4 separate regions of the Homo sapiens genome follow, and regions 2, 3 and 4 are each linked to region 1. The links are chromatin contacts, found by Hi-C or POLR2A ChIA-PET in ENCODE. All regions are on one chromosome and are shown on one strand. Each heading gives the region's core, a stretch centred on a gene start or an enhancer-like site at or near the end of the contact. The rest is flanking DNA. Distances are from core to core; before and after follow the strand shown. Region 1 holds the start of SLF2 (SMC5/6 complex localization factor 2). Region 2 holds the start of ATP5MK (ATP synthase membrane subunit k). Region 3 holds the start of TAF5 (TATA-box binding protein associated factor 5). Region 4 holds the start of CNNM2 (cyclin and CBS domain divalent metal cation transport mediator 2).

The links. A loop is a pair of places that touch in the nucleus more often than their neighbours do. ChIA-PET counts read pairs that join two places held with the same protein, here RNA polymerase II (POLR2A). Pooled maps may share reads with other maps.
Region 2: a loop to region 1 is called in a pooled map, with 12 times the contacts of the local background. The contact joins the promoter of ATP5MK here to the promoter of SLF2 in region 1. A Hi-C loop is called at or near these places in 4 of 50 pooled maps.
Region 3: a map of CD4-positive, alpha-beta memory T cell shows a loop between it and region 1 (30-fold over the local background). The contact joins the promoter of TAF5 here to the promoter of SLF2 in region 1. A Hi-C loop is called at or near these places in 1 of 168 maps with a recorded cell type or tissue (CD4-positive, alpha-beta memory T cell) and 6 of 50 pooled maps. POLR2A ChIA-PET finds 5 or more read pairs at or near these places in 2 of 52 experiments (GM10248 and PC-9).
Region 4: a loop to region 1 is called in a map of B cell, with 22 times the contacts of the local background. The contact joins the promoter of CNNM2 here to the promoter of SLF2 in region 1. A Hi-C loop is called at or near these places in 1 of 168 maps with a recorded cell type or tissue (B cell), 1 of 37 single-sample maps with no recorded cell type and 6 of 50 pooled maps.

What each region holds. Positions count from the first base shown.
Region 1 is chr10:100,910,886-100,915,600 of GRCh38, forward strand. It overlaps SLF2 (SMC5/6 complex localization factor 2), which reads left to right and starts at 2,078. Exons shown (of 20, transcript NM_018121.4): 1 at 2,078-2,365. The coding sequence starts at 2,226. RefSeq lists a silencer at 1,598-1,867 and enhancers at 2,088-2,157, 2,178-2,227.
Region 2 is chr10:103,393,711-103,398,425 of GRCh38, forward strand. It overlaps ATP5MK (ATP synthase membrane subunit k), which reads right to left and starts at 2,765. Exons shown (of 5, transcript NM_001206427.2): 1 at 2,699-2,765; 2 at 2,036-2,322. PDCD11 (programmed cell death 11) reads left to right here and starts at 2,916. Exons shown (of 36, transcript NM_014976.2): 1 at 2,916-3,020; 2 at 4,706-4,715. MIR1307 (microRNA 1307) reads right to left here and starts at 691; the gene lies at 543-691. RefSeq lists enhancers at 2,028-2,860, 2,253-2,342, 2,493-2,742, 3,400-3,901, 3,902-4,402.
Region 3 is chr10:103,365,896-103,370,610 of GRCh38, forward strand. It overlaps TAF5 (TATA-box binding protein associated factor 5), which reads left to right and starts at 2,081. Exons shown (of 11, transcript NM_006951.5): 1 at 2,081-2,653. The coding sequence starts at 2,095. RefSeq lists enhancers at 1,897-2,191, 1,944-2,183, 3,314-3,383 and a silencer at 2,314-2,853.
Region 4 is chr10:102,915,970-102,920,684 of GRCh38, forward strand. It overlaps CNNM2 (cyclin and CBS domain divalent metal cation transport mediator 2), which reads left to right and starts at 2,325. Exons shown (of 8, transcript NM_017649.5): 1 at 2,325-4,132. The coding sequence starts at 2,512. LOC107984265 (a long non-coding RNA gene) reads right to left here and starts at 2,366. Exons shown (of 3, transcript NR_160733.1): 1 at 2,199-2,366. RefSeq lists enhancers at 1,278-1,964, 1,965-2,651 and silencers at 2,121-2,300, 2,911-3,000.

The sequences.
Region 1 (4,715 bases), core at 828-3,327:
AGATATTTTTAAAATTGTGTTTTCATTATGACTCCATCTCCATTTATTGATCGAGGGATTTCTTGCCTCACTTAACTCCATAATCTGTTACTCAGATTAAGAAAATGAGAAAACTATTGTTTGGTAGTTTGAGTACAGGCTTTAAAGTGATACTTTGGAGGCTGGATGATTCAAGTACTATAATCCAAGAAAAGCAACTAAATGATCATGCAGAACGTGTTTTTATGCATTACTCTTTATCGATTAGGCATGCAAGGAAATGAATCGGATTAAATGTTTCGTAGATGTGCTCTGTTATAGTACAGAAACTTCCTAGTGTAAAAACATCCAACAGAAAGCACTAAGAGATAGGAAATAATACATGTAAAATGCAAATGTGTAAGTCATTCAACACATTTTGAGTATCATGTTTTTTTATGTAAAAAACAATGTTACGTATAGTAAATTCTCCGCTATTAGGAGCAGAAAAGTACCCTCTATTTTGGCACTTCCCTTCTTCCGCCACCATTAGCTAGTATACAGCTGTACATATGTGCTTTTGGGGTGAATGTGAAACCTGTATATTCACTGTTTACCTTCGACCCTCTACTTTGCCAGCTTTTTGTCCACTTTATTCCTTATTAATTCTTCCTCCCGGGGACTAAAGGGGAAGGGAAAAGGAGGTGAACTTGGAGTCAGTCAGGCATGCTTAGTGACCAGAACAGTTCAATTTCGTTTTTTCTAAATTTTAATTAATTAATTTATTTTTGAGACAGGGTCTTGCTATGTTGCCCAGGCTAGTCTCCAACTCCCGGGCTCAAGCTATCCACCTGCCTTGGCCTCCCAAACTGCTGGGATTATAGATGTGAGCAACTGTATCAGGCCAATAGTTCAATTTCTATACAATAAACTTGAAAGACCCGTCCAAATTATTTTATATCATTTAAGATTTTTTTCCATCCAACTGATTAAATAACTCTGTCAATTAAAGCTTGGACATCTTGAAATTGATATTTTGGTTGTTAACAGTTATTGCAACAGTATTTGACCTGTCTCTGGAAGATTTTGTAAAGAAGTAAAATTCGCTGTAGGAATCTATCTGGGGAAGAAAGGGAACTATAATTTGCTCTGTACCTGTTACATGAGAGAATCTGAACTGTGCAGTGTACACTGTTTTATCCTTTTATGGTTTACAATTACCCAGAAAAGTGAGTAAAATGCCCGTTTTACAGATGTGGAGGCTGAGGTTCAGAGATACTGACCAGTCTCTCGGTTTATAAGGAAAACCATGGCTAACAGCCTCCAGAGCACAAGCCCTTTACAAAGGAGGGTTGGAGATTGCAGGCAGCTTTTACTTATCTATGCTGCCCACGCTTAACATGGAAAACTGAAAGCTGACCTTGTGTTCCTTTAAAAAATCTCCAAGGAAGTCGGCTGCAGAGACTTCATGGTAACTCATGAGAAACAAAATGCTTTTGTGGATTAACAACTGTCTTTATTCCAATGGAGTTTTTTGGGGGTTTTTTCTTCTTCTTAAAGACAAAAAAATAATCTACCGCTGACACTCAACAAGAACCGTCGTAGAATGGACAAGTCTTCGGATCGCGCTGTGCAGATCCCTCAGCAAATTGTGACAGTATTATGGCACTTTGGCCTAAGCTGTTAAAGAGACGATGTAATGAACAGCTGCGGATTTCTGAGGCACAATTGTGTGACACAGGAAGCCCAAGTGTTGGCCATCCTCAACGAAGGCAGCTGCCGGGCTCCGGTTTGCTTCAGCAAACCCTCACCCCTCGCCTTCAACCAGGCGGGTGTCGTCAGCTGTCCGCCAGCTGCTGCCCGCGCCTTTCCGCCCCCGCGCGCCGGCCAAGGCCGAGGCGGCCGGGACCAGAGGCGCGCGCCCTCAGTGCATGTGACGGGGTGGGAGGGGGAGGTTTCTTCCTCCCCCGTCCCCAAGCCCCGCCTTCTCCAGAGAGGCTGCGGCTTCCTATTGCGCCACCACCGAAATGACCACCGTGCCAGCCAATCAAGACGTGATTCATGAAGTAAGACCCGCCCCTTACTGGTCCCCAGGTTCCTTCCCGCTCACGCCGGAGTCACTTCCGAAGAGAGAACCGCCATGAAGAGAGAAGGGGGTGCCGCCCACCTCTGCTCCGACAGCCTCCCGGAGTCCCAGCAGCAAGACGGCAACCACGCACCCAACTTCTCCAGCCACGGCTCATGCCGCCGTCGCCAGCGGCGCCGACATGACAAGGCGCTGCATGCCCGCTAGGCCAGGTTTCCCCTCATCCCCAGCCCCGGGGTCGTCGCCCCCGCGCTGCCATCTGAGACCCGGTAGTACCGCCCATGCTGCAGCGGGAAAGAGAACAGAGAGTCCTGGGGACAGGTACCGTGCAGAGGGCTTGAGAAGGGGCCGGGTCGCGGGGGCAAGGGTATGAGGGGAGGGCTGCAGACCGCCGCTCTTCCAGTTCCCGCCATCCTCCGCGAGCTCAGGCGTTGGCATTTCGGGGCCTGGCAAATCCCCGCCCCGCCTCCGCGCAGGGGCTACTGGGAGTTGGAGTTTGCTTCTCTGTAGTTGGGCAGCTGCTCTTGGTCTAGTGACCACCAGCCTGGACAGCTACGGAGAACCCGCCTTAGGTAGAAAGAAAGTGATTTTTTTCCTTTGCAAGAGTTTGACCCGGGACCCTAACTGCTTAATGCATATTTAGATCGTTTTCTGTACGTTGTCAGTTCTACTGATCCTAGTGGTTTAGTAATATAAACCTTTTCTATGTTGTGGGTGAAATTATGTAACCTGTGATGAGGGAATCCCTTCCACGAATTACTTTGTAGTCCAGCGTGCACGCTAGTTCATACTTAAAAGAACTTGCAGATTTGGAATGTGACGTGTTTTCTCTTTCAGTAACTTCACGCCTCTCCAAGAGGCTAATTTTTTTGTAAAGATTTTGTGGGAGCTATGTAATGAGATGGGGAGTTTCATCTAATGACATCCTCTGACAATAAAACATGTTTAAATTCCCTACGAACTTGGTACTGTCTTTTATTTTAAGTTAAATTGTATTAAGTTTTAACAATATTCATGTTACTAATACTGTGGTACAGGCCCACAATCCCTTATCTTAACTCTGAAAGCCAGAAAGCTATGAAAACCAAAACGTTTTCAGTAAGTTTGGCACCACATCTTACTGGGCAGCCAGATCTGACTAAAACTAATGTAAGGCTGTTTGTGGTCTTTATCCCATTAAGTGTGAATATTCATGTTTTGCTGGAGAAATGTCAGTGGATTTGATTACAGGTTGCAGCACCAGACCCCACTGGGGACTTTCCATAATACATCCAAGTTATCCCCTTCCTAAAATCTGATAAATTCAGAATTCTAAAACACATTTGGCCCCAGAAGGTTCAGATAAGGGTTTGTGAAACTGTTATAATTGTGTGTGTGTGTGTGTTTTTTTTTAAGCCAGTTGTTAAATAAGCAGTGGACATTTTGTGTGCATATGAACTTAGAGAACCTACCTCTTGAAAGTTACATTCATGGTTATTTTACAGGTTTCTTGTATGTTTTACCCAAAATCATTTTTTCTCTTTCTGGTGTATTAATCAAAAAGGAGTCTGAGGTCCAATATTTTAGGGAAGAGATACAGTGTTACATTTAGTAAAATGCATTTAGAATTATCTTGTGTGCAACAAATGAGCTGCTTCTGGGTCCCTTCCCATCTCTCCTCAATCAATAACAAGATCAATAACAAGGTATCATCCTTCTTCCCTTTGCAGAACCTCCAACATTTACTCTGGTGGAGTTAATTTGCCTAGTATAATTTATGTAAACAAATGCATATATTCTTCCATAGCCCGTCACTCATATTCATCTCATAAGCACTTAGCTTTTATACCAGCATCTCAAACAAGCGTGATGGACTTGGTAAACCAGTAAAGATGTGCATTGCTCTTCTAATGTGACCAGTAAAGTGTACAAGAAGCTTAACCTTCAAGAAACTTGGATTGTTGGAATTTTCACTGAGCATTCCAACCTCATAGTGGATGAATGTTTAGGGAAATCAATAGTCTATAGCTTATTCTCTTTCAGTAAAATGATACATTTTAGCAAAATTTACCAGAAAGTTAATTTTTTGTTCAGCATATCATAACATCCCCTTTTTTGCAGCTGACAACTCTACAGTGAACAAATCAGAATACGAATTCTGGTAATGGATTCCTATTTCACTTTAGCATTATTGCCAATGTCAGAACTTGATTAGTTAAGCCAGATAATGAAATCCAGTCTTTACGGTACAGAAATTCTTAAAAATTAATTTGGTTTTTGTTATTCTTGTTAACTTTCTTCCTTTTCTCCTTGTGTTTTTCCCAAGCAATGTGTTATTTTTGTAACTATCTTAAGGATTCTTTGATAAAAAATTAAGAATTTGAAACTAGTTGTGACAACTCATTCTAATTTCTGCTGTTACTTAGATTAACATCTTAATGTATAAAGAGGGTAGCATAAGTTTGGTATTTTTCTTTTCTGCCCTTGTCCAGCAAACTCCTCTTCAACTGATTCCCTAGATCAGCCAAATCACCTGTATTGCCATTCTACCATCTACTGTTCTACTCTTGTTATGAGAGTCTGTTCAAGTTTTACTCCATTTTTATAATCCCCATTATTCATTTGGCATACATCTATTGAGTTTTTTTTTAGCTTGTTATTCTAAATTTTAAAACGCAGCTGTGCTTAGATA
Region 2 (4,715 bases), core at 1,515-4,014, 2.5 Mb after region 1:
TTTACCCTTATTGAAATATTACAAAGTGGAAACACATTGTGTGGTTCAAAGATGGTCAATGAAATACTGTTTATGAAAATCTTAAAAGTCCATCTATAGAAGACTGATTAAAAAATGATGGTTTCCATTAAACGACACACAACAGGCACAGATCTTTGTGTACTGACATGGGAAGATGTCCCAAGTAACGTTCAATTTTGTAAGAAAAAATCTTATTTCTGGATTTTATAAAGCACGTCAATGGTTCTGGGTCTTGTCCCTAGACCAGCAGCATTAGCATCACTGGAAACTTGTTAGTGCAAATTCTTAGGCCCTACCTATTGAATCAGAAACTCTGGGTCCAGGAATCTATTTTAATAAGGCTTCTAGATAATTCTAAAGCATGCTAAAGTTTGAAAAATACTGCAGTAAATGAAATAGAAAAATAGTAAGTGTATTAAAAAAAACTCTGGAAGAATATATAGCAAAGGCAGCTTAATCTATAGTACCTGTGTATTTTACAAAGGCATGAATTTCTTTTATAGACAAGACGTATTCAAAAGGTCACCAGAACAAGAGCTGAAAATTCGTATGCATGACCGCCTATCTACCACGACCGACGCCACGCCGAGTCGATTGGCAACACAGACGAGCCGGTCGAGGTCCGGTCGAGATTGGTAGGCAGTGACAGTGACTCAGCTGGGTCTTGATGAAATGGAAGAGGGAGATATCTGTCAGGGAGTCATTACTATGGAAACTGGAACTCCCCCATTCAAAGGCTTTCAGAGGCATTCTTGTGTAAAGAATTGGCAATGAAAATTTGAGAAAAATGACCTTAATTTTCAAGTTTCAAGAAGGTTCTTGGAGCAATGAAGGAAATCCAAACTTCCTTAGGCCTCTTCAGAGACCTTGGCCAGTCTAGCCCAAGTAGGAAAATCTCCATTAAAAATAACTTTATACACTTGATCTTAGCCAACAGAAGCGATAAAAGCAACTTTATAATGTAGCTATCAACTGTTCCACTTTACTAAACTTACTAAAGACATACTTCCCCCCGCCCCCCGCCCCCCCACCAGCTCCATTCATTTCATGATACATTTTTGGATTCACTTCTTAGGGTTTGAAGTAGGTTTTTAGGAGAAACGCTACAGAAAATAAGGGCTTCACTTTGACCATTAACGAAAACCTCCACTACATTACATCTAACTAAACTTTTTAGGAGGATATGCCCAACAATACTACAGCGCTTTAAATTTCCCTTTAATTTACACACAATATGGGAGGAAGGCTGATGTTTTGTGATATCCCACAGAAGACTAATTCTGATTGCAGGGAAGTGCATGGTTCAAGAACTGAAATCAATCACTCAAGTTAGTCTGGGTCTTAAAGGAGGAGGACTCTTGAGAGGCTCAAATGGAGGGCCAAATGGGGAACGGGATTGTTGCTGGTGAGATAATGGAGTAAGGTCGAAAAATTTGGTTCTGCACTCTTCAGCACGGTGCAGGTTACTTTAGGGCAAAGATAAAGGAACCCTTGTGTTTACAGTGCCCTTTGTAAGACTCCTAGTTGTGATTTAATGTTGTTAAACGGTGGTATGTTTTAATTAAGTTGCTAACTGCCCTTCTTGAGACAAGGTCTCGCTCTGTCGTCCAGGCTGGAGTGCAGTGGCGCGATCTCAGCTCACTGCAATCTCCGCTTCCCGGGGTCAAGCGGTTCTCCTGCCTCAGCCTCCCGAGTAGCTGGAACTACAGGCGCGCGCCACCACGCCCGGCTAATTTTTGTATTGTTGGTAGGGACGGGGTTTCACCATACTACTCAGGCTGGTCTCGAACTCTGGACCTCAGGTGATCTACCCGCCTCGGCCTCCCAAAGTGCTGGGATTACAGGCGTGAGCCACCGCGCCCGGCCACTAACTGCTCTTAAATGTAACTAATCCTTCCGTGCCTCTCTCCACCTGTGAGATGGGCACTTTATTAAAGGTCCAAAGTGACCAGTAGCTCTTGTTACTTTCTCTGTTCCTCGATATTGCTATTTTCCTTTCTAACTTAACACCTACCTGGAATGGTGAGATCACGAGGTAAGGAAGGCAAAGATGAGTGAGAACCACTCAGGTAACAGAAGCAGCCTCTTGCATTCACGGAGTTTACAGCTCTCTGTTCTGGTTACCTCCTAGGAAAGGCCTTCCCACTGATCGTCTATAGACTGAAATCTAACCCTTTTACAGCGGGCCTGGCGAACTGTAGGGGCCGGGCCACATTCACTCGCTTTGAAAAAGGCTGCAGCGCACCTAAAGGAGGCCCGGCTGGCCAGCTTCCTAAAGCACAGCTCGGTGGGAACAAACAGCTATGGACATACAGAAGAAAAGAGGTTAATTCGGCCGGTGATGGGGATCAGAAGCCCTAGTCCTCGTCCAATATTACGTCACTGGGTGACCTCGAGGGACGCTTCGCGGAGGGCCTCATTTTTCTCCACTGGCGAATGCAATCTAAGGGTCTTCGGAAACTGTGGGAGCCCTTGGGCGCACCTATCCGCCTCACCTCGAGGCTTCTCACCCGCTGGCCGCCCCCTTGCGCCCCTCGTTTTTTCTAGCTCCTTTCCCATTCCCCACCGTTTCTCTCCTCCAAAGCTAAGAACTCGAGTTGCTCCTCGGCCAGAAACGGCGGGCGGTCCTGCAACGTGCAGGCGCCAGGTCCAAGCCCGGACTCCCCTCTTCACCCACCTGCCAAAGCCGCAAATTCCGCAGCTGGTGTCCTTCAACGAATGTAACCACCTCTCGGCCCGGCCGGAAGAAGCCACCTCCCCCGCACGCGTTTAGCCGGCCCCCGCGATTCGGCCTAATGCGACGATTGGCTATGGCTCCAAATCCCGCCCTTCCGATTCCTGTCTCTAGGTCACCTCCGCAACACAGCAACGGAAGTAGGGTGTTGAGCCCGCCCACACTTCCGGAAGAATTGCACTGGACTGTGGGTATCCTGGTCTCCGCGTGTGTGAGTACCGCGGCGCGAGGTTAGTGGTAGCTGGGTGCAGACGCCGTGGCGCTGGTGAGTAAAGGCAGAGGCGAAAAAGGAGGAAACCTCATGGCTGTCAGGTCTGTCCCAGGCCTGGTTCCCTGCCAGGCACACGCTAGATGAGTGTGGTTCGGCCACCTTAGCCCCGCTTCGAAGCCGGCTCTGTTGTAGCAGCCCCTGTAACCCCAGGCTTTGTGTTCGGAAAGTAGCCTAAGTATCTTCTGTGCCCCTGGATCGCCTTACTTTTCAGAGCCTCAGTTTCCCCTTGCTTGAAAGGAAATTAAGGGTGAAATTATCAGCAAACTAGACCCCCCAAACTTTCCTGTTTCTATGAATCATATACCCATCCCTGATTCCATATCCTTGGCCCCACCCGGTCATCACTTCTTTAGTCTAAAGCCCTTGTAGAGTCTTATTACCAAGTGTCTGTCAGAACTAACCTCTCCTGTCTTCTGTTTTCACTTATACCCAGTTCTGGTTCTCATGGTTTCTCTGCTGTACTGCATTTGAATCCTTTTTTTTTTTTTTTTTTTCTGTCACTGAGATAACAGGAAACAGTGCATTTGAATCCTTCTACCGAATTTACTTGCCTTCAATACTGTCTCTCTTCATGTCCAATCTATAGCCTGCAGTATATTTTTCTTGCTTACTGTTCTCTCGCTTTCCCTGCTTAAGTCTCTGACTTGCCAAAGCAAACTACCCATATCTAATTCAAGGTCTTCCACAAAAAAGCCCAACTTCTCCTTTAATTTTTTTGAGACAGAGTCTCACTTTGTCTCCCAGGTTGGAGTGCGGCGGCATGATCTCAGCTCACTGCAACCTCCGCCTCCCGGCCTCAAGCAATTCTCACGCTTCAGCCTGCCTAGTAGCTGGGACTAGGCGCAGGCCACCACGCCCGGCTAATTTTTGCGTTTTTGGTAGAGACGGGGTTTCGCCATGTTGACTATGCTGGTCTCGAACTCCTGACCTCAGATGATCCACGCGCCTCGGGCTCCCGAAGTGCTGGCATTACAGGTGTGAGCCATGGTGCCCGGCCTTCTTTAAAATTTAACTTCAATTTTTATGCTTTAATCTCCCAGTGGTCTAGTTGAATAATTCCTCAGAGACAACAGCAAGCCTTTGAGCAGTTGTTTGATAGGGAAATTGCTGGTGTTTATTGAAATAATAGGCTTTTCCCATCCATGTCTTTTCTCACATTCCCTTTCTACCTGTCAAGCTTCTGTTCATCTTTTACCCTTAAGCTAAAAAAGATCTTCTTTATGAAGCTTGCCTCCTTTACTTATCCCTTCCTACATTGCCTTATCCCTTCCTACATCTTTGTGATCATTTATAATCTGATTTGCATTTTAAGTTACTTGCATAATTGTTTTATCTTCCAAAAAGTGTGCATGTTCTTTGAAGGCAGAGGATTATATATTCATCTGTAGAGCTACAGTGTATCTCTGACTTAACTGTAGCTTCTTAGTGAGTATGTGCTACATTGAATCTATAACTTCTTTTTCTGGAAGAAGGTGGGTGGACTTGTGGTTTTGAAGCAGAGACCTTTGGAAAGATGAAGTATGGATTATTCCGGGCCTGACATCTAAACCATCTATGTTGTAGTCCTGAATGTTGTCTAGCATATTGCTGGAACGTTCTGTCTCTTGCCCGTTGATAACACCTTTCTGAAATCTGCTACCAAGACAACATGTCACCATTATCCTTTGCATTGTTTTTAGGAGACCCAAA
Region 3 (4,715 bases), core at 831-3,330, 2.5 Mb after region 1:
GTAAGCAAGGTCAAGCCAGGTGGTCTGTGCCTGTAGTCTCAGCTACTTGGGAGGCTGAGGTGAGAGACTGCTTGAGCCCAGGAGTTCAAGGCCAGCCTAGGCAATATAGTAAGGCTTCAGATCTCTAATTAATAAAATAAAATATTTTTTAAAAGTAAGCAGGGTCAAAGGACGCTGGTAAGACCTCAAAACCAATAACTTGAACGGCTGTGCTAGATTTTCCCAATGTCTCAGGCTCACTTTTCTCGTCTGTACCTATTCCACAGAGTTACAAGTTTCCAATGAGATAAAATATGCAGGAGGGTTTTATAACCTATGAAGCACATTGCAAAATGGCATATATGATTTTTTTTTTTTTTTTTTTTTTTCCTGAGACGGAGTTTTGTTCTTGCTGCCCAGGCTGAAGTGCAATGGTGCGATCTCGGCTCACTGCAACCTCCGCCTCCTGGGTTCAGGTGATTCCTCTGTTTCAGCCTCCCGAGTAGCTGGGATTACAGGTGCCCGCCACCACACCTGGCTAAATTTTTATATTTTTAGTAGAGATGGCGTTTCATCATGTTAGCTAGGCTGGTCTCGAACTCCTGACCTCGGGTGATCCACCCGCCTCGGCCTCCCAAAGTGCTGGGACTACAGGTATGTGCCACTGCGTGTGGCCATGATTTTTAAATATACAATTAAAATGGTTTATTTGTAATAACGGATAATAGCATGAATACATAACGTACATATTTCACAACCACAACATTCTGGTATTTAAAAACTTTTTTTTTGAGACGGAGTCTCGTACTGTCGCGCAGGCTGGAGTGCAGTGGCGGGATCTCGGCTCACTGCAACCTCCGTCTCCCGGGTTCAAGCTCTTCTTCTGTCTCAGCCTCCCGAGTAGCTGGGATTACAGGGGCGCACCACCATGCCTGGCTAATTTTTTGTATTTTTAGTAGAGGCGGGGTTTTGCCGTGTTGGTCAGGCTGGTCTCTAATTCCTGATCTCATGATCCGCCCGCCTCGGCCTCCCAAAGTGCTGGGGTTACAGGCGTGAGCCACCGCACCTGGCGTTAAAAACTTTTTATTGAAATGTAATGTATACGGGCCAGGCGCAGTGGTTCACGCCTGTAATCCCAGCACTTTGGGAGGCTGAGGCCGGTGGATCACCTGAGGTCAGGAGTTGGAGACCAGCCTCGCCAACATGGCGAAACCCTGTCTCTACTGAAAATACAAAAATTAGCCGGGCGTGGTGGCACACGTCTGTAATCCCAGCTACTCGGGAGGCTCAGGCAGGAGAATCGCTTGAACCCAGGAGGCAGAGATTGCAGTGAGCTGAGATCGGGCCACTGCACTCCAGCCTGGGCGACAGAGCGACACTCCGTCTCAAAAGTTAAATAAATAAATAAATGTAATGTAATGCATGCAGCTCGATTAACTTTTACAAAAGTAAAAATGACAAAAAAAAAAAAAAAGTAAGCACTATTCAGGTCAAAATGTAAAACTACCAGTATCTCGGAAGCCTCCCTCTGGCAAATGGTATATGTTTTTGAGTTAAATACGTGGATTCGAATGTTGACATTTGGACTTTCTTCTTGCCTCTGGTAAGTTATTTAACCTCTCTTGGTTTCAACTGAGCCATCTGCGAGGTGGGGATAATATTACCTCATAAGATTATTTAATTGTAGCAGGGCGTGGTGGCGCATGCCTGTAATCCTAGCTACTGGGGAGGCTGAGGCAGGAGAATCGCTTAACAGCCTGGGCGACAAGAGCGAAACTCCGTCTCAAAAAAAAAAAAAAGAAAAAAGAAAAAGATTATTGAATTGAAGGAGATCACATAATGTAAAACATCTATCATAATGCCTAAATATAGCTGGCCTGCAATAAATGGCAATTATTCTCAGGCAAATGTAATAGGTGGTCACCAATGCCCACTTCCTGCCTTTCTTTCGCTCGGTTTTGAAAGTTGCTCTCTTTCCTATTCCGTTTCTCCTTCCTTTTCGCTCCTCCTACTGCCGTAAATGGCCTACTAGAGTTGTCGTGAAATGCTCCTCCCCGCCCTCCATGTGGCGAAAATGCAATCACGCTTGACGGCGCGAGGTGGCTCAGCCGCAAGATGGCGGCGCTGGCGGAGGAGCAGACGGAGGTGGCGGTCAAGCTAGAGCCTGAGGGACCGCCAACGCTGCTACCTCCGCAGGCGGGGGACGGCGCAGGCGAGGGTAGCGGCGGCACTACCAACAACGGCCCCAACGGCGGCGGCGGGAACGTTGCGGCGTCGTCGTCCACTGGCGGGGATGGCGGGACCCCCAAGCCCACGGTGGCTGTCTCCGCCGCTGCCCCGGCGGGGGCGGCCCCGGTGCCCGCCGCTGCTCCGGACGCCGGCGCTCCGCATGACCGACAGACTCTACTGGCCGTGCTGCAGTTCCTACGGCAGAGCAAACTCCGCGAGGCCGAAGAGGCGCTGCGCCGTGAGGCCGGGCTGCTGGAGGAGGCAGTGGCGGGCTCCGGAGCCCCGGGAGAGGTGGACAGCGCCGGCGCTGAGGTGACCAGCGCGCTTCTCAGCCGGGTGACCGCCTCGGCCCCTGGCCCTGCGGCCCCCGACCCTCCGGGCACTGGCGCTTCGGGGGCCACGGTCGTCTCAGGTTCAGCCTCAGGTCCTGCGGCTCCGGGTAAAGGTGAGCCGTGGGGTCCCGGGTAGGTACGGCCGCCGCGAAGGGGAGCAAGCCGGTAAGGCAGGGGCTGGCAGGCCTGCACCTCTGCGGGCTTGTTTTGAATTTCCTGGGCCCGCCTCTAGGGCCACATGCCCGCCCCTTTCTCTAGTGCGCGGGCTGCGCAGTCAAACCCCCTTCCGAGCTGTCAGTTCCAGTGAGAAGCTGAGGAGAGCTGTTGAGCAGAGGGATGTATGGGGAAGGTGAGCGCGGAGAGGCGGGATCTTCACGCTCTTGGTCCCTTTCCTTTCATTTGGGCTTTTGAGCCTTGGGCAGGTCCGCATGACACTAACAGTGTTTGTACAGTTTCGTACTAGCGTACTTTAAGTACTGTAAGTACTTTATTTTCTCTTTATTTCTTTAGTTCCTCTTAAAAGATGTGTTGATAAATACTTTATAGATTTTTTTTTTTTTTGAGACGGAAACTTGCTCTGTTGCCCAGGTTGGAGTGCAGTGGCGCAATCTTGGCTCACTGCAACCTCCGCCTCCCGGGTTCAAGCAATTCTCCTGCCTCAGCCTCCCGCGTAGGTGGGACTACAGGCTCCTACTGCCACGGCCGGCTAATTTTTGTATTTTTAGTAGAGGCGGGCTTTCACCATGTTGGTCAGGCTGGTCTCGAAATCCTGACCTCAGATGATCCACCTGCCTCGGCCTCCTACAGTGCTGGGATTACAGGCGTGAGACACCGCGCCCGGCCGCCATACAATATACCCTTGTAACAGTCCTGCACATCATGTACCCCCTGAATCTCAGCTAAAAGTTGAATTTTTTTTCTTTTTCTTTTTTTCTTTTTTTGAGACGGAGTCTTGCTCTGTCGCCCAGGCTGGAGTACAGTGGCGTGATCTTAGCTCACTGCAACCTCTGCCTCCCAGATTTAAGCGATTCTCCTGCCTCAGCCTCCCGAATAGGTGGGACTACTGGCACGCGCCACCACGCCCGGCTAATTTTTAAAAATATATTTTTAGTAGAGATGGGGTTTCGCCATATTGGTCAGGCTGGTCTTGAATTCCTGACCTCGTGATGCACCCACCTCTGCGTCCCAAAGTGCTGGGATTACAGGCATGAGCCACCGCACCCGGCTGAAATTTTAAAAATATATATGGGCTGAGTACCACCAGTGTTAAGTCTTTGGAGGATGCAGGTTCCTGGGCATCACTTCAGACTTAGTGAATCAGGTCCTCTAGAGGTGGAATCTGGGAATCTTCACTTTTGAATAAGTGCTTCTAAGGAGTATTGACATATGGCAGCTTGAGAGCCATGTGTTTAGGCATGGGCATTGGACAGACCTTTTTGTCTTTGCTGCATTTACTTGTGTGATGCTGATTGTCATTATTTTTTTAGTTTTTAATTTTTTTTACCTTCGTATTGGCCGGGCGTCGTGGCTCATGCCTGTGAATCTCAGCACTTTGGGAGGCTGAGGCGGGTGGATCACCTGAGGTCAGGAGTTTGAGACCAGGCTGGCCGACATGGCGAAACCCCCTTTCTACTAGAAATACAAAAATTAGCCGGGCGTGGTGGCGCATGCCTGTAATCCCAGCTACTTGGGGGGCTGAGGCAGGAGAATCACTTGACCCCGGGAGGCTGAGGTTGCAGTGAGCCAAGATTGCGCCACTGCACTCCAACCTGGGTGATAGAACGAGACTCTGTCTCAAAAAAAAAATTTTTTTTTTACATTAATATTGTCAGGAGGCAGGTCATTCTCATGTTGAATTTTCTCTCTCTATTAAATGAGTGGTTATGAGGCTTTTTTTTTTTTTTTTTTTTGACTGAGTCTCGCTCTGTCGGCCAGGCTGGAGTGCAGTGGTGTGATCTTGGCTCACTGCAACCTCCGCCTCCCAGGTTCAAGCGATTCTCCTGCCTCAGCCTCCCGAGTAGGTGGGACCACAGGCACGTGCCACCATGCCTGGCTAATTTTTTTTGTATTTTTATTAGAGACGGGGTTTCACCGTGGTAGCCAGGATGGTCTCGATCTCCTGACCTTGTGATCCACCCGCCTTGGTCTCCCAAAGTGCTGGGATTACAGGCGTGA
Region 4 (4,715 bases), core at 1,075-3,574, 2.0 Mb after region 1:
CCGAGATCGCACCACTGCACTCCAGCCTGGGTGCCAGAATGAGACTCCATCTCTCTCTCTCAAAAAAAAAAAAGAAATATATATATATATATATATATATATATATATAAAATATATATGTATATAATATACATCTATCTATCTATATATCTACTATTCTTCTAGGCCCCTGTGATACAGCAGTGAACAAACAGACACACTTTCTGCCCTCAGGGAGCTTAAGTTCTAGTGGAAGAAGACAGATAACAAACCAAATCAATAATTTACATAGTGTATTAGAAAGTGATCTTTGCTTTCAAGAAAAATAAAGTAGACGCGGCATAGAGGGAGTGTTTTCCGCAAGTTTAAAATCAGATGGCTTTTGAGCAAAGCACTAAAGGAGGTGAACAACAAGGCTATGCTGACATCTGGGGGAAGAAAGTCCCAAGCCCAGGAAACAAACAGTAAGTGCAAAGGCTCGCAAGGGAAAATCCCTGGAGTGATGGAGAAACAGTTTGGAGAGAAATTAATTTGGCTTATTATCAGTCTCCTTCCACTAGGAGAGCAGCAGGTAATGAGGTCCGAGAAGTAACGGGAGGTAGCAGACCTTCGAGCCTAGTAGGATGTTGTAGGTCCTTTGGCTTTCTCTAGGATGAGATGGGAAGCCAATGGAGGCGTTTCAGCCAAGGGAGCAACAGAATCTCATGGACAAGATCACTTGCTGCTGGGTTGAGAAGGGAAAGGAACAGGTATCGAAGAGGAAAGATCAGTTAGGAGGCCACTGCAATCATTCCAGAAATTACTCATACCAGAAATTAATCAGAGACGTTTGATGCATTTACAAAAGCGGTGGTAGGGGGGCGCGGGATGTGCTTGTAGAATACAAAAGAGGTAGAGAAACATTAAACATTTTGAATGTTTTAAGTTTCTTTTTTTTCTTTTTTTTTTTTTGATACGGAGTCTCCCTGTGTCACCCAGGCTGGAGTGCAGTGGCGCGATCTCGGCTCACTGCAAGCTCCGCCTCCCGGGTTCACGCCATTCTCCTGCCTCAGCCTCTCCGAGTAGCTGGGACTACAGGCGCCCGCCACCATGCCCGGTTAATTTTTTGTATTTTTAGTAGAGACGGGGTTTCACCGTGGTCTACGATCTCCTGACCTCATGCTCCGCCCGCCTCGGCCTCCCAAAGTACTGGGATTACAAGCGTGAGCCACCAACGCCCGGCCTGAATGTTTTAAGTTTCAAGGAAAAGACCAATTTGGCAGCTACTCTGCTACCTCGTCACCTCCAGGTGACGTTGGGAGTACTGGGGAGCTAGGTTTCCAGAACTTTTTGCTCTTGAGTGACCTAAGACCCTAGCAGAGTTTGGTCAGTGTGATTAAGAATGAGCCTCTGTGGGTCTGTTTAGGATGCTTGCCCCCTCCCATTTCCTTAACTTGCCTGAATTCCTGCTGGGAATACAGATTCGGGGCCCTTCCCACTCTGTAAATATGGGAAAAGGTCTAGGAAGTATATACTCCTAGCAATAATATGTAGGGGTTCTATGACTAGGAAATTTGGGGAACTGTCCCCCTGACCGCTCCATCCGTAACTTCTGCACACCTTTTGGGGTACGCCGCCGACCTGGAAAGCGTTGCAGGGCGCTCATGCTGCCCGCAGGTGGCGCCACGTGATCGCGAGCCGCAGAGAGCCCGTACCCTAGGAGTCTCGAGGCGCGAGGACTGCTGGTCCGCAGCTGTGCCGGGGCCACCGACGCCGCTTACCCCGGCGGAGCGCCGCGCAGGTGGAGTTGGGGACAGCGGCCGGTGCCCCGGCTTTTTAGGCTGTGTGCATCCCAAGCCGCCTCTAGTTGGCTTCTCGGGCTTCCGGGGCAGGAGGGCGCGCGGCTTTGTGCCTACGAATTGAGAACTGGAGAGCCAGTAACCGGTGCACCGGGAACCTGCCGCCTTGCGCCGCAGGGCTTTAGTCCAAACCTGGCCGGTCCAGGCTCCGGGATCTACTACAGGGGCCCCTGGGGAGCGCGGGCCCCAGGGACGGCTCCTTCCCATTGGCAGCAGGACGGATGCCACGCCCCTTTTTCTTCAGCTCTCATCTTTGACTGGCTCTCGAGTCCCAGATGGCCACGCCCCCTCCCCTCGCACATACACAAGAGTCACGCGCCTTTCAGTTGGAAACTTGGCGTGCAGACGGGGACGGTGGCTCTCGTCGCCCCACCCACTTACCTTGCCATTGGTCCGCGGAGCGGCACACGGTCACGCCCCCATTCCAGCCCCCTGGCTGGGAGGGCGGGCACCCGCTTGTGATTGGCTGGTCGGCCTGCCTCTCGCGGGAGCAGCCGGCGCTCCTCTCCCTCCCTCTTTCCCTCCCGCGAGCCTCGGGGTTCCTCAGCTGGCTGAGGTGGAGTCAGTGTCAGTCAGGGAGGCGAACTGCTGAGCACTGGCCGCGGACGCTCCGTTGCAGTCTCGCCCAGGGGCCGGTACCTGCGCTCGCGCCGCCGGGTTGAAAGGATGAAGCCGCAGCTGGAGCAGCCACCCTATGATTGGCTGTGGCGCTTGTGAACCCAAAGTAAAGATGGCGGGCGGGCAGGCAGCCGCCGCACTGCCCACTTGGAAGATGGCGGCGCGCCGCAGCCTCAGCGCTCGCGGCCGGGGGATCCTGCAGGCGGCTGCGGGGCGGCTGCTGCCGCTGCTCCTGCTGAGCTGCTGCTGCGGTGCGGGCGGCTGCGCAGCGGTGGGCGAGAATGAGGAGACGGTGATCATCGGGCTGCGACTGGAGGACACGAACGACGTGTCGTTCATGGAAGGGGGGGCGCTGCGGGTGAGCGAACGGACCCGGGTCAAGCTGCGGGTGTACGGGCAGAACATCAATAACGAGACGTGGTCCCGCATCGCCTTCACCGAGCACGAGCGGCGGCGCCACAGCCCGGGGGAGCGCGGGCTGGGGGGCCCCGCGCCGCCAGAGCCGGACAGCGGCCCCCAGCGATGCGGCATCCGCACCTCAGACATCATCATCTTGCCCCACATCATTCTCAACCGCCGCACCTCGGGCATCATCGAGATCGAGATCAAACCGCTACGCAAGATGGAGAAGAGCAAGTCCTATTACCTGTGCACGTCGCTCTCCACGCCCGCCCTGGGCGCCGGCGGCTCGGGGTCCACGGGTGGCGCCGTCGGGGGCAAGGGTGGCTCGGGGGTGGCCGGGCTCCCGCCGCCCCCGTGGGCCGAGACCACCTGGATTTACCACGACGGCGAGGACACCAAGATGATCGTAGGCGAAGAGAAGAAGTTCCTGCTGCCCTTCTGGCTGCAGGTGATCTTCATTTCGCTGCTGCTGTGCCTGTCGGGCATGTTCAGCGGCCTCAACCTGGGGCTCATGGCCCTGGACCCGATGGAGCTGCGCATCGTGCAGAACTGCGGCACGGAGAAGGAGAAGAATTACGCCAAGCGCATCGAGCCGGTGCGCAGGCAGGGCAACTACCTGCTGTGCTCACTGCTGCTGGGCAACGTGCTGGTCAACACCACGCTCACCATCCTGCTCGACGACATCGCCGGCTCGGGCCTCGTGGCCGTGGTAGTCTCCACCATCGGTATCGTCATCTTCGGAGAGATCGTGCCCCAGGCCATCTGCTCCCGGCATGGCCTGGCTGTGGGGGCCAACACCATCTTCCTCACCAAGTTTTTCATGATGATGACCTTCCCCGCTTCCTACCCGGTCAGCAAGCTGCTGGACTGCGTCCTGGGCCAGGAGATAGGCACCGTCTATAACCGGGAAAAACTGCTGGAGATGCTCCGGGTCACCGATCCCTACAACGACCTCGTTAAGGAGGAGCTGAACATCATCCAAGGGGCGCTGGAGCTCCGCACCAAGACGGTGGAGGACGTGATGACCCCACTCCGGGACTGCTTCATGATCACCGGCGAAGCCATCCTGGACTTCAACACCATGTCTGAGATCATGGAGAGCGGCTACACCCGCATTCCAGTGTTTGAAGGGGAGCGCTCCAATATCGTGGACCTGCTGTTTGTCAAAGACTTGGCCTTCGTGGATCCCGATGACTGTACCCCCCTGAAAACCATCACCAAATTTTATAACCACCCCTTGCACTTTGTTTTCAATGACACCAAGTTGGACGCTATGCTGGAAGAATTTAAGAAAGGTGGGAAATTTTGGTCTCTTTCATTGGCTTGCTCTTTCTCTCTCCATCCTCCTCCCTACTTGAGTCCTCTACCCTCAGACCAACCCCCCAAGGCGAGTTGACCGGGATTTCTCCTTCTCCCTCTTAATTGCAAAGTTGAAAGGGTGGCGTGGATTTGGGGATGGATTGAACTAGTAAGTGCTACTAGGTTATTTTAAAGCACAAGACTGCCATCACTTACTTTTTCCCATTATCAAAAAGCAGGCTGTGTAATTTCTGTGCATGACACTTATTTATTTTTTTTTTTTTGGTCCCGTGTGTGGGCCTCTGTTCTTGAGGGGTCTGCCGCCTTCATTGTCTGGGTTCTCAGTGAGTAGGTGAAGGTAGGGGCTGGCTGATGCCATGCCATTTGGTGGACTTTAATCACAGGCATTTGGAAAACATGTAACTAGCTTTTGTAAACCCAGTGCAGTCCTTTTTCTCCTCCTTAAACATCCACACTGGCCTTTCAAAGATCGAAGTACATTTTCTATAGCTTCTGTTCCTGCTTGCCTGGCAACTTGTGGGGAAGATTGAGGTCTGCCTTTGAGGGTAAGGGGTGGGG